Linked DNA regions of Mus musculus: region 1 is linked to region 2. The links are chromatin loops, found by intact Hi-C in ENCODE. Cell type or tissue: left cerebral cortex. All regions are shown on one strand. Links, peaks and the distances in the headings refer to the core of each region. The heading gives the core; the rest is flanking DNA.

Region 1 (6,675 bases), core at 1,728-5,727, 94 kb after region 2:
GCAGAAAACAGATCTGTGGCTCCGACCCACAGAACTACCTATTTGTTTCGAACAAAACAAGAGGAGAGTTCAAACTGAGAGGTCTGAGACAAGAATATGCCTCCATCCACACGCTGAAAACAAATTTAAAACTCTCTATTTGCTCTGCCAAAAATTAAAATTAAAATAGGCACTGCTGAGTTTCAACCCAAGTGGAAGTGCTGTGTGTTAGAAGACTCTGGAGCTCTGTCCACCTCCCTTTCCCAAGTTCCCACCCCCTTATTGTATTTTAAGGGCAAAGTGGCAACTGTATATTTCACGCGTGAAGGGCTGGGGAGTATAGCTTATTCTGAAAAAGATGTACTAGATACGAAAAGATGATGAGAACTTCAAAATCTAAATGCCCAAATGTGTTGGGGGGTAAATAAGTATACAATAAGCCAATTGACCATAATTACTTATATTTCTCTAAAGCAACCACAATAAGGTATCATTAAGTTGAGAAAATGGTTAAAAACCATAACAAGCTTCTCTCTCCCTGGTACACAGCACGAACTGTTCACTAATATAAAAATGTCCTTTAGCGGGCTGGAGAGATGGCTCAGTGGGTAAGAGTACCAACTGCTCTTCCGAAGGTCCTGAGTTCAAATCCCAGCAACCACATGGTGGCTCACAACCATCCATAATGAGATCTGCCTCCCTCTTCTGGAGTGTCTGAAGACAGCTACAGTGTACAGTGTATATAATAAATAATTTTTTTTTTAAAAATGTCCTTTAGCGGGGCAGTGGTGGCGCACGCCTTTAGTCCTAGCACTTGGGAGGTAGAGCAGGCAGAGTTCTGAGTTCTCCAGGCCAGCCTGGTCTACAGAGTGAGTTCCAGGACAACCAGGGCTACACAGAGAAACCCTGTCTCAAAAAAACAAAAAAAACAAAACAAAACAAAACAAAAAGAGTCCTTTAAATCCAAGGCATTACACCAGACATAACTTTAATCACAGCAATCAGGAGTTCAAGGTCAGCCTTGCCTACTTAGCCAGCCAAAGAAACTATAGTGATTCCCTTCCTGCGCCCCCCACTCTATCTCTCTCAGGCACACACACAGATCCAACGTATTACATGGGATAAATAAAACAATAAATTTACACACCATATATGATCAGAAGTGATGACTGAGTCGTCAAACCCCCTGAGCAACACAGAACTTAACACTATCATTTTTGTTCTAAAGTACTATCAGGCATTTACTATTCGGCTTTGGAAAAATAGAAGGGACTAAGGATATGGCTCAATGGTTCTGCACTTTTCCTAGGATGTGTGAGGCCATTAGGTCTTAAACATACCAGCACCACAAAACCAAAAACTAAGAAAAATAAAAATAGAAGCGATTGCTTGCTGAAAAATATTATTCATGATGGAAAAGGATATACTTCATAAACATCCCAGAAAGTGTGGGTGTGCAGACTTCATCTAGCCAATTTCTTATACTCAGTGTAGGGCAAGCAATGGACGTGAAAACAGATTAAATCCAGACCATCCCATTAAAGTTAGCCAAGGAAATGAGAAGAGGCAAACTATAATTACTCCTGGAAAAGACATTGATCAAGTATATAGCCACAGCTAACATTTAGCTCTAGAAAAGCTTCAGTACGTATGAATAAGTGGGAGCCACTAAAAAGGATGGTATGTCTTTCCTAAATCTCGCCTTGCCTGTATCCCAGTCGGCTGACTGATCTATTTGGAAAGTAGCTTTCCCTGACCCTTGAGTTGGATACAAGAAAGAGGGGAAACAGGGTGTAGTTTTTGAACTTCAGTCTCACCTTGCACATCTCACCGGCTCTGTAGTTCATTAGTGATCAATTACTTCATCCAGTTCCTGGAGCAAACAGAAAAAGAAGATGGTATGCAACACCAGTTGGAGCTGTTACCAGTTACAAGCATTTTATAGTCCTTTAGTAAAAGAATATGGATACACTTCAAGTGGAAAAAGTTATTTAAAAAAAAAAAAAAAAAAGATACAGGATGAAGCTTTGGAGGGGAAAAAAATTTGCTTCTTTTACCTAAAATTGAAAATATTTTCTTTCAGCAACAGATTAGAAAATAGTCTTCAACCTTAAACATAATAAACTCATCTATTCTACACTGATTAGTCTTACTTTCAAAAATAAAAGAAGGGAGAAAAAAATCAAGGAGGGGGGGAAAAAAGCTATTCATATGAGTGAAGAGAGCAAAATCAAGAACAAACTAGGCCAGATAACGTCTCCCTCTTCCCCCGGCTGCTCCCGGCATCCACTATCTCTGAAGTTACACTTCTGATTATCCTAATGGCTTGTCTAAAAAGTGTAACTTTGCAAGGGAGAAAGGATGCCAATTTCGGAGCTCAACAAAAAAAAAAAAAAAAAAAAAAAAAAACAAGGTTCCCAACCCAAAAGGAATCTGAAGGCTCTGGCTTCCAGCCCTGTCTGTGAGGACCCTCAGCAAAGGCCAGGGGGCAGAAGACTCAACTCATTTTGGGGAGAGAAATCACAGTTCCTACTTAGGACTATGTGTCCGAGCCCTTGAGGGTAAAGAGAGAGAAGGAAAGAAAGGGGCCTTTGGAGACACCTCCAGGAAGAGACTGTGCATTTGTTTTTGTAGATGTGCTCACGGGCCACGCATGTCCCAGGAGGGGGGCGGGGAGAGGGGGACCACAGTGAATCTTGAGCAGAGCCCTCTGCTGGGGAGGGGCGCCCCCTGACCCACTTTCGTGCTGTCCCCTGCCCTGGGGTCGCCGCCCCACCCTGGGTGGAAATGCTAACCCGGAGGGCTGCACCGCGCGCGGCGTGGGAGGCCGCCCGCTCCCCACCCTAAGCCGCGACCCTGGGGCGCGGGGCGTGCGGGGACCCCAGGGTCGGCCCGTGCCGGAGCAGCCTCGCGCGGGCTCCCGGGTCCCCCCGAACCTCGGGCGTGTGCAAGGACCCTCGGGCCACCGCCTGGGTCCCTGGCACCTCAGCCCCCCAGCGGAGGGAAAAGGAGATTGAGGAGGGGAAGAAACAGTAAACAGCTCCAGCGTCCGGGCCTCGCCTCTGAGAGAGCCCCGCTCCCCAGGCCCTGCCGGCGGCCGGCGGGATCCCCCGCTGTCCCCGGGGCCGCGCTGTCCCGGACCCGGAGCACCCGAGGAGAGTCCGGGCCTCTCCCCGGATGGCTCTGGAGGCTCCTGAAGCGACCCGGGCAGCGGAGAACGGGGAAGTCAGGACTTACCTGTCATTACTTTCTACGCCATCTTGGATCCACTTGTCAACGTCCCCACAAAGCATTATGGGTAAGAAAGAGCCTTTAAAGTGACTCCCCCCCCCCCTCGGCCCCCGACTCCCGCCTCCCGCCGCCGGCGCCGCCCCCTCCGGCTGCACCTCCCTCCGGAAAGTTGGCCCCAGAGGCCCGCCCGGCCCCCTTCAGCGCCTGCGAGACTTCTCAAGGAACACCCCTACTCACACACCCAGTTTTCCAACTGTGCCTTTGGGGTGCTCTCTCTTCCCCCCACCCCCGTCCCTATCTCCCCCATTCCTTACGCGAGCTGCTGTCTGCCCCGCCGCGATCCTGCCCTAGTAGCCAGATACCCTACTCCTGCATTCAATCAACACGGCGTGTCCCGGACGCGGGTGGTGTGTGAGCCGGCTAGCGGATGCATAGATGTATGCAGGGATGCATGAGCGCATGAATGCGCACGCCTGCGAGCGGTTCCCCCAGCTCCAGGTCCTTGCTACCGCTCGCGCTTCCCGCCCCGGGGCATCCGCCAGGCATGTCGCACTCGCGCGCGGGGACAGTGTCGGTATCCTAAGAAGCCACTCTGGGGCCCTAGGATCCCAGGAACTCGGTGAAACGCCGAGTCAATCCGCCCGCAAAGCTGCAATTGGGATCTGGGAAGGTTAAGCTAAATGCAACTTTTACCCCAGTTTACTCGCGCGGTCCCCTCCTCTTGGCCGGTAATGTGATCTGCGACCCTCTAGGTCGGAGGACCCCCTCCCCTAGGAATGTGGCTTTAGAATTCAGCCGGGTTAGAGTCCAAATTGTGGACTGTGACTTCCCCATGCAGGTAACTCAAGAGAACCCGGCTGCAGAGTCCGGGTGGGGCGTGGATGCGCGCCTGGGCCGGGAGGGGGTCCCCCGGGTGGGTTGGGGGGTAGTGCCTACCGCGTTTCAACTGTCCTGTTCCCACAAGGCGGCGACCCCAGGCGGCGGGACAAGGTAGAGGGCGGGCGCCACGCTGGCTCTGGGCAGAGAGAGGAGGGGGATGTCCAGAGTGGCTTGGAGGCGACCAGGACGCAGGAAGTAGGAGGCGACCGTGCGCCGGCAACAGACCTTTGCGAGCATCCCGCGGGCATCTGCTTTCTGGTTGCAAGACAAGCCCAGCGCTTTCCCCGCCCCTCCCGCGTTGCTTCAGGCGAGCAACACCTAGCTCAGGTGACCACCCCTTTTGCTCCATGAAGTACCAGCTCCTTGCAGCCCTAGTCCTGCCAGAAATGTAGGTCTGTTCATTAACTCCCCACCCCCACCCTATACATTCTCTTCCTCCAGTGTCAGCACTGCTGAGTTTGAGGACCTCTAGATGCTCGCCTCCCCGGAGCAAGATTTGTGTCCAAAAGAAAATGCTCCGAGACTTCCGGGTAGATCCTGTTGTTTAGCTTTAGCGAGGGTTTAATCCCCAGTAATAAATAAATCTCCAATATACCAAAGCTTGCTGTTAAATGGTTCTGTAAATTCAAAGATCCTGAGGCAACAGGCACTATCGCGCAAACACACTCTTTTCGGTGCAAAGGGTCTTAGATCTACCTTTTTTAGTCACCTCTGGATCCCACCAGAGCAGTCTTTAGCTACCTGGGTGATTGCTGACAACCTCTGCCCGCAGGGAGCCAAAAGCTCCACCATTCTATTGTCTCAGCCTGAAGAGAAGGGTGAGGTGCGGACTCATTAAGGGATTGGCCCCGGGGTCACTCTTGAGGGAGGGAGCAGGTGAGTCATTCCAACGGACTAGGAAGAGGTTTTCCAGGGAGGAACCTCCCCTGAGTCACCGCTTTTCAGAGCTTCTGAGAAGCTTCAGTTGAGTTGGAGACAAGAGCTCTGGGCACCTCTAGGGTGGTCAGGGTGTCCACTACCTGTCCCTTGGCTCTCCCTGCTAAGGAAGGCGCCCACGTCTTGTTTCCAGGGTACCCTAGCTGCTCCTCCTCCAGTTCCTGCATTTCTTTAGCCACTAGGATGCACTAATGTGATGATTGGCAACTTCAAGTGGGCGATCTGAGCTTCCTTGTAAGTAAGTAATCAACCGAAGCACACGGGCTATGCCTGCCAAGCTGCCTCTTTGCTAGGTAGCCTTTCTTTGCTTTAGAAAAGCTTTGGCCCAAAGACAGGTTCCATTTATGTCACTGCCTCTGGTGTGTGTTCTGGCAGGTTCTTGTCCCAGATGCCACCTGTTACCTGTGCTGAAAGAACCTCCTCCAGGAGGTTCTCCCGCTCCGGGCCTGCCCTTCCATTCTGACCAACTCAGATAGACAGTTGTAGTTCACATTTGTGAAATACAAATCTTACTTACGCCTTCACATCACAATTGAGATGAGCCTAAGTTCCCAGCCATAGCCTACAAGATCAATATGAGATTGCCCTTCCTCCATAATGAGTCCAGTGTGGCCTCTCTCTTCCCTACATCACCCCACGATCTTTCCCTGAGAAAAATATTTCCCTTGATCTGCCAGTCATCAGCTCATCATCCAGGTCTCTGTTTGTGTCACTCCTCCAGAAGGACATCTACCATCCCCTTAAATGAAACAGGCCGCCGGGCTTGGTGGCACATGCCTTTAGTCTCAGCACTCGGGAAGCAGAGGCAGGAGGATTTCTGAGTTGGAGGCCAGTCTGGTCTACAAAGTGAGTTCCAGGACAGCCAGGACTATACAGGGAAACCCTGTCTCGAAAAACCAAAAAAAGAAAGGAAGGAAGGAAGGAAGGAAGGAAGGAAGGAAGGAAGGAAGGAAGGAAGAACAGGCCATTTGATTCTGCTACCATTATTAGAAATCCTCTTATCAATTTGTCTTATTGTCTGCCCCACTCCCATAGATGCTTAGCAGATGTTTTCTGGCAAACTTTTATCAGTGCAAGAGGGTAAGGAGAAGGTACTGATGGCTGAAGTGGACTGACCATCTTTTCAGATGGCTCTGATCACATTCAGCTAGGGACAATTCAGCTGCTGTTAACTTGGCTCTGTTCTGCTTCTGAGCTGATAGACACCAGCAGCCCTGATTCCCTCTTCCTTCCCCATCTTCTCTCTCCCCCATCACCCATGACCATACCTTCTTAGTTTGAAGACTGCCAGGACTTGGTCTCTAGGCCTCTGTTCTTCAGGTATACTGTCTAGTCACCTCTTTCCTGGATTTAAGTGTTCATGTCAAATGGGGATTCCTGAGTGTCTTGTACTGTTTTCGTGCTTTGCGCCTGAGTGTGAAACTTCCTTGTATCTCTCATAGACACTTCAAACCTAATGTTCTTATAACAGGAAGGCCACAAGCTTGCTATGTAGCCAATAATAACCCTGACTCCTGACCTTTCTGCCTCTGCCTCCCAAGTGGTGAGATTACAAGTAGTCCCCTGACTACATACAGTTCAGTTGGGGTTTTTTTGTTGTTGGTTTGGTTTGGTTTTGGTTTTTTGGTTTGTTTCTTTGTGTGTGTGTGT
Region 2 (6,675 bases), core at 1,539-5,538:
TCATGTTCTTACATTTTAGGTAGCATAAAATGGTATCAAAATGAAAACTGCCTCCTGACAGATCTGCTGTAGACCAGTCAAAATCAGCAAAGACACTGGAGACTGATCAAAGACCTTGCAAGCAAGAAAGAAGGATCTAGGAACAAGCTCTGCAGACTCTGTAAGAACAGTGAGCAGCTGGGGCATGCGCCCTGGGGACTGCTTCCTGAACTGTCCCAGCAGCAGTTTCCATCTCCCTCAGATCCCTGTGTTGAGGGGGTATTGCAGGTGGTTTAGCAGCCAGCAAACATTCTAGACTGCATTCCCCACAGTTTACCACTGCAAAAGCTGGTTTGCGCAGCTGGCAGCAGCTGCATAGAGCCTACACCCCGTGCCCACATCCTATGGCACAGGGGAGATCTGAGCAAGACCGCAGGAGAATGGAAGGCCTTCTGGGCCTAGAGCCAGTGTTCCAGGCTGGTCCACCTCAACATCTACTCCATCTATACGCTACTGGGGTGTGTGTGAAGGAGCAGGGACTGCACAGCCAGACCCAGGAACACTATCAAGGATAAAAACCTGAAGCAAGGCTGGGATCAAAGCTGGCACCCGACATGGGACCACAGAGCAGCTCTGAGGAGCCCGAGAGACCCATGGAAGTTCCCAGAGGAGACAAAGCAGTGGCAGAGAAGTCTGCAGGTTCACAGTGTCCCCAGAAAACTAGAGAAGGGCAGGTCCTATGGGAAGATCCATTTAAAAAGTAGACTCACAAAACTGGAAGGAAAGATGGCAGAACAGAGCCATGTGCACAAGGGAGGTGCCGAAGGGAGTGGGAGCAAAGTGATATGGACAGTATGCTGCCACCAGAGACCACGTCAACATTCATGGACCATGTTGCGGCCAAGGGCTGTGTGGATGTCTGTGGTGTGTGCTACCACCAAGGGACCATGCTGATATCCACGCTGCCTCTAATGACATGCTAGGATCCACGGCCCTGCTGCCTATGTGATGTCCAAGCTAACACCAAGGGCCATGATGGTGTCTGTGACCTGTGCTGTAGCCAGAAACCATGTGGAATTCCATGGTCAATGCTGCCACTGACTACAAAGGGGCAAGGCGACTTCTTCTGCAGTGGTACTGATGACTGCAGACACAGTTGAAAACAAGAGATATGTAAGAATTCTGTGACAACTTCTCTCCTGCCCCACCCCATTCCCCCAACAAAGAAACAGTCTAAACAAGAAGTCATTGAAGAGATGAAGAGAGCTCTTTTAAAATTGTGATAAGGATGCTGAAGTGTAGCTCTCCCCAACTGATGGCTTCTGGTGGGAGCGAGCAGAGGATGGTCACACTCAGTTCTCTTTAAGGGGCTGGCCACTGGGAGTTTGACCATGCTCCAGTGAGTATATGGGCAGCACAAGTTGGACTTGGTAAGTTTTTCTTCTCCTTTTGTTTTGGGGGAGGTCACAGGGTGGAGTGGACCTGGGAGGACTGGGAACATGATTGGGGTGCATTGTATGAAATTGCCAAATAATCAATAAAAACATTAAGTTTAAAAACAAACAGCCAGGCGGTGGTGGAGCACGCCTTTCATCCCAGCACTTGGGAGGCAAAGGCAGGTGGATTTCTGAGTTCGAGGCCACCCTGGTCTACAAAGTGAGTTCCAGGACAGCCAGGGCTATACAGAGAAACCCTGTCTCGAAAAACAAAACAAAAAACAAAAACAAAAACAAAAACAAAAAAAACCACACCAACCAAACACACAGGAGAAGAGGGAAGTCCTTCTTAGGACAAAAAACCTACTTTATGTCCACTCAGCAGCCAGTGAGCAACAATGGCCTCAACTTTCCTTGGTCTAAATGCAGAAGATTCTACTGGAGGCCGGAGAAAAGGCTCAGCAGTTGACAATCCTTTCTCGTCCTCCAGAAGCCCTGAGTCTGATCCCCAGCAGGCTTGCCAGGCAGCTGACCTGTATGTATGAGGCCCCAGCTGCAGAGCACCTCACCCCTTCTGGGCTCCACAGGCATCTGTACTCAGACGCACAGACCTATACTTTGACACACAGGCAGTGGCACACACTTTTCATCCCAGCATTCTAGAGGCAGAGGCAAGAGGATACCTTGTTCTGAGTTCAAGGCTAGCCTGGTCTACAACATAAGTTCCAGGGCAGCCAGAGCTACACAAAGAAACCCTGTCTTGAAATTGTACGTAGATAAATAGATAGACAGACAGACAGACAGATAATTAACAGCAAAAAGCAAGCCTCACGAGCTGGCAACACTGCCAAGAAACCCAACTTCAGCTGGATCACAATTGGAGCAATTTGCGCCCCTAAAACTTGAAAGACACCTGAGATGAAAAAAAATACTCCAGCAGCACCCAAATAGTACCTGCTGATGGAGGGACTCAGCAAGCAAGAAGCAGGGCAGGATACACAACACAGAGTAAGAAAAACTAAAGAAGAAAATTACCAAAAGAACATCATTGAGTTCCAACATGTGCCTAATATTAGAAAAGATCAGAGGGAGAAAAGAAAAAAATGCATTAAATATATTCAAAGAAAACTGGTAGGAAAGCTTCTGAAAAATTAAAATTAGAGTGACCCTAAGAGCCAGCCTCACTGCTTCTGGGCTCTAGCCAAAAGAATCAAAGTCAGCTTGCAAGAGATGCCATCACACCTGCCTCGCCACTGCACTGCTCACAGCCAGCTGTCCATGAATGGAGTAACAAAGTATAATACAAATATAAGTATACACACACACACAAGTGTGGTTTTATTCAGCCATCAAAAAAGGAAAAAAAAATATGCTAGGTTTTCTTTTGTGGGGTGTGGGGTGATGGCAAGAAAATGGATGAACTAGAGATCACCGTAGTAAGTCTGGAACAAACCAACCTCACCAAGACAAACAGCATATGTTACCTCTCACAGGTACAATGTAAGGGGAGAGGAAAGAGGAGGGTTATCAGGAATAAGAAAGGGGAAGAGAGGACTAAACACCACCAAAGAACTTGATATACACGAATGACAATGCCATAATGAAACCTGCTCCTCTTTACAAGAGATGTATACTAATAAAATTATCCAAGGACGCACACGCCTTTCATCCCAGCACTCAGGAGGCAGAGGCAGGTGGACCTCTGTGAGTTTGAGGCTAGCCTGGTCTACATAGTGAGTACCAGGATAGCCAGGGCTGCACAGAGAAACCTGTCTCATATGTGATTTAGAAATAGAAATAGTGAACCTGTGCACCCAGACATAGCACAGTCAAAAGGCTCAAAGTCAAAGACAAAAGTGAAATCTTAAAAACAACCATATTTACAAAGGGACTCTAAGACAAAGATATAACTTCTCATCAGAAAAGAAACAAAAAACAAAAAACAAAAACACAAAAACAAACAAATGAACAAACAAAACCAGAGGCCAAAAAGAGAAGGGGAAATCAGTATGGAGAGAGAGAAAAATGACCAGAAATCTTACATCCAGCAAAACTTTCAAAACTGGGGCAAAATAAGACATTTCTAGATAAACAGCACCTGAGAGAATTCCCTACTAGCAAAAGAACCGGCCAGAAATGCTAAAGAACATGCTTCAGTCTAAACCCAAATGTCAGCACACAGCAGTGCACATCCAGAGAGCCGCTGGGAGCGTGACCCTGAGGGCCACCAGAGGCAGGGCACAGCTGTCCCTTTCCCTCCTCCTCCCAACTGAGCTAAGAGCAACTGTAGGAAATAATGACTGCCAAGCTACAACATGTATCGGTGCACTGTGTGTGACAGTTAAGCACAAATGAGGCAGGTGGGGAATTATGCCAGGGGGGTCACACAAACCCATAGAGAGGTGAAGAGATGGCAAGCACTCCGTGGATATTATATAGGCTGGTGTGTAGCTTCGTGGCAGGGCACACAGCTAGAATGCTCACCATCATGGAGCTCCCCATAAACGGGGAGTGTTGCTGTAGTAAACTCTCTATGTTTGTCCCTTTTCTTCTCTTGGAATTTTAAAATAGAAATACACACACACAATTTAACAACTTATTAAACACTGACACAGTATGTATGAAAATAAAAGCTGGGGGAGGGAGGCGTGGAGCTATGTAGGGGTTTCTCCATATCAGTGAAATTTAGTTACATAGATCTGAAATGGATTCCAGTTAGATATATACTGCTGTCCTTAGAGACAACATTAAACAACTAAATATATAATGCACGTATGTCTGCTCATATACTTACTTACATAGTTTAAATGAGCTTTCCCCATCTGGGCTGATACCAATCCCAACCAGAGACTATCTAACAAAATACCAGCACCAGCAACAAGAAATCCTCTTTTGAGTTACTGGTCAAGGTTGTCTAAAAGTCTCCCAACACCATATATAGGCTCCAGCTGTTACCCAGAAGTGGAAGATAAACCCCAATTGCTGAAGCCACTTTGGACAGAGGACCCAGCTGGAGCAGAGCTGAAACCTCCCTGAGGACTAGCTTTCATGGTACAAGAAAGCACCATGCAGGCTCCCCACGGAGAGCAACCAATGGTGGCATCCAGGTACAAACCACAATGACCAGCATGACATGATAACCTCCTGGGTACAATACTGGCACACATGCCTTAGCAGTAACCAACAGCTCTAGAGTTAGACTTAAGACCCATCCAACCCATCCAATCATCATTTCCGGTAATGGAAACGTAGCCACCTACCCAGGACAAGTAAAGTCATGGACCTCGGAGGAGAAACCACAACCAACATAATCCATCATAGCTACATTCTAAAACTACCCTTAGATCCAGATAGAAGTGTGACCTGCACTCCTCAATCAGGAAACCTCTCACCATTACAAAAAAAAAAAAACAAAAAAAACAAAAAAAACAAAACAAAACAAAACAAAACACAATTGATCAAAATGCAGAGTTGTATCGAACTAATACTTATCCACAACACAACTCAGGAGTGGAAAGATTGTAAGAGCCAGAGAAATAGAAAGTTTGCTATGAGAATCTGTCTCCTAAAAACATCCATGAAGCTAACACATAAAGTGTCACCTAACATGACTGCCTAAACATGACCTGAACAAAGATAACACCAACAGACATGCTAACACAGAAAGGGGAAGTTCACTAGGCCTCAATCCTAGACCACAGAATCATAGGCAACTGCTGAGAGCAGGAGAAATAGCCTTCCCCAGGGAAAAGCACATCAACTGCTTACCCACGGTCAGTACCCATGGTCAGTCCTGAAAACACACAGACAAGGAAGTTTATAGACACTGAATTGCATTTATATAGTTAGGGATAGAAACAGAGACAGAGATAGAGATAGACAGATGGACACACACACACAATTAAGGAAAATAGAGGAAGGTCAGGAATTTCAAAGACAGTGAGGGGATATATGGAGGAGAGGAATTGGAGGGAGGAAAGAGAAGAGGAAATGATATAATTATAATCTAAGAATAAAAGTCAAATTACAAATAATAGTAGTAAAATAAACAAATACATTAGAAACAAAATACCCATGTGTACATATAAGTAAAATAATTAAAGTAAGGCCCAGCATGGTGGTGCAGGACTTTAATCCCAGCATTTGGGAGGCAAAGGCAAGCAGATCTCTTTGAATTAAAGGCCAGTCTAGCCTATACAGTAAGTTCCAGTCAGGGATACATAGTGAGACTCTGTTTTGAAACAAACAAAGTCTACCCTGTAATGCAGGGGATATAAATATGATCAAAATATATTATATATGTAAATGAATTAACACCATTAATTACCTAATTAATATACACTTTATTTTTTTTTCCTTTTGATTCAGCTACAGTAAATCAAAACCTGGTTTTCTGTCCATGGAAGAGGCCCTGGGCAATGTACCTCAAAATTTTGACAGCAGTAACTCAGAACTGAACAATCATGTCCTAATTAAGTTCAAAGTCATTTGAAGTTTCTCTAAAGTTACATGTCTAATATTTAAAGGTCACACAAATGTTGCCTTTGCATTTTCATAATATAAAATTAATTCTTTTCCAAAATACTTTGAATAAAACTGGCAGTCCAGGAAAGCTGTGCTATACACATCCTGGAGCTTGGAAAATACCTGAAAACAGAATGAGAAGGAAAAGGGCCCAGTGCCCTGCTGGTTGAATACGATCCCTTGTGGGTATGATCCCTGGTGCCACATGAGGGCCTTCTGGATTTTAGGTGTCAGTCCTCCCACCTATCATGACCAGGCCAGTGGCTTCCAGTCAGGGGACAAAACAACAAAGGAGAGCCGAAGGCCACCATGGAAAAGTTTACCTGTTCTAAAATTAAACGGTACAGACTAGTGACAATGCCAGGCTCCCTGGCTTGGGCTAGGGTTTGAGCAAGTGGCACTGACGCTTTTTTGCACTGGATTCTAACTATAACCCTCCGATCAATCTGTAAAGGGATAGAGGAGTTCCTGTTAGGCAACAAAAGCCATTTCTCTGTAAACACCACAAGCAGAGATTAGAAATCCAGTCCCTAAAGACAGCCACACACTCCCTCCACTTTCCTAAAGCCCTGTGATAGCCAGAACCTTAACCTCAGGGTGCCTAGACTGCTTTCCTGTGAGCGACCCTTCAGGACACCTGCATCCTCTCTGGAAACCAGAAATTGGGAAAGAAAGCCAGGAAGGCTCAGATGAGGCCGTGAGGTCAATGCTGGCGACCATGTGGTCTCTCTGAAGC

What was found. Hi-C counts contacts between places; a loop is a spot of excess contacts. Peaks named below come from ENCODE experiments on the same cell type or tissue, not always from the same donor. Only the 100,000 strongest peaks of a DNase experiment are listed, where the experiment ranks them.
Region 1: a loop joins it to region 2, with 22 times the contacts of the local background. A loop is called at or near these places in 1 of 42 quality-filtered maps.

The regions. Positions count from the first base shown.
Region 1 is chr11:107,544,523-107,551,197 of GRCm38, reverse strand. It overlaps Helz (helicase with zinc finger domain), which reads right to left and starts at 3,265. Exons shown (of 33, transcript NM_001368755.1): 1 at 3,217-3,265; 2 at 1,797-1,852. Gm39426 (a long non-coding RNA gene) reads left to right here and starts at 3,204. Exons shown (of 3, transcript XR_003949607.1): 1 at 3,204-3,277; 2 at 4,175-4,416; 3 at 4,531-5,806. In left cerebral cortex, for the core only: a CTCF peak has its summit at 4,212; DNase peaks (open chromatin) are centred at 3,212, 3,678, 4,243 and 5,240; H3K4me3 peaks cover 2,361 bases; H3K27ac peaks cover 1,029 bases.
Region 2 is chr11:107,638,266-107,644,940 of GRCm38, reverse strand. All of the region lies in intron 21 of Helz (helicase with zinc finger domain), which reads right to left. Among named protein-coding and RNA genes, the nearest start is that of Mir6932, 3.9 kb to the right of the region's middle. In left cerebral cortex, for the core only: no CTCF peak of the experiment used is centred there; no DNase peak of the experiment used is centred there.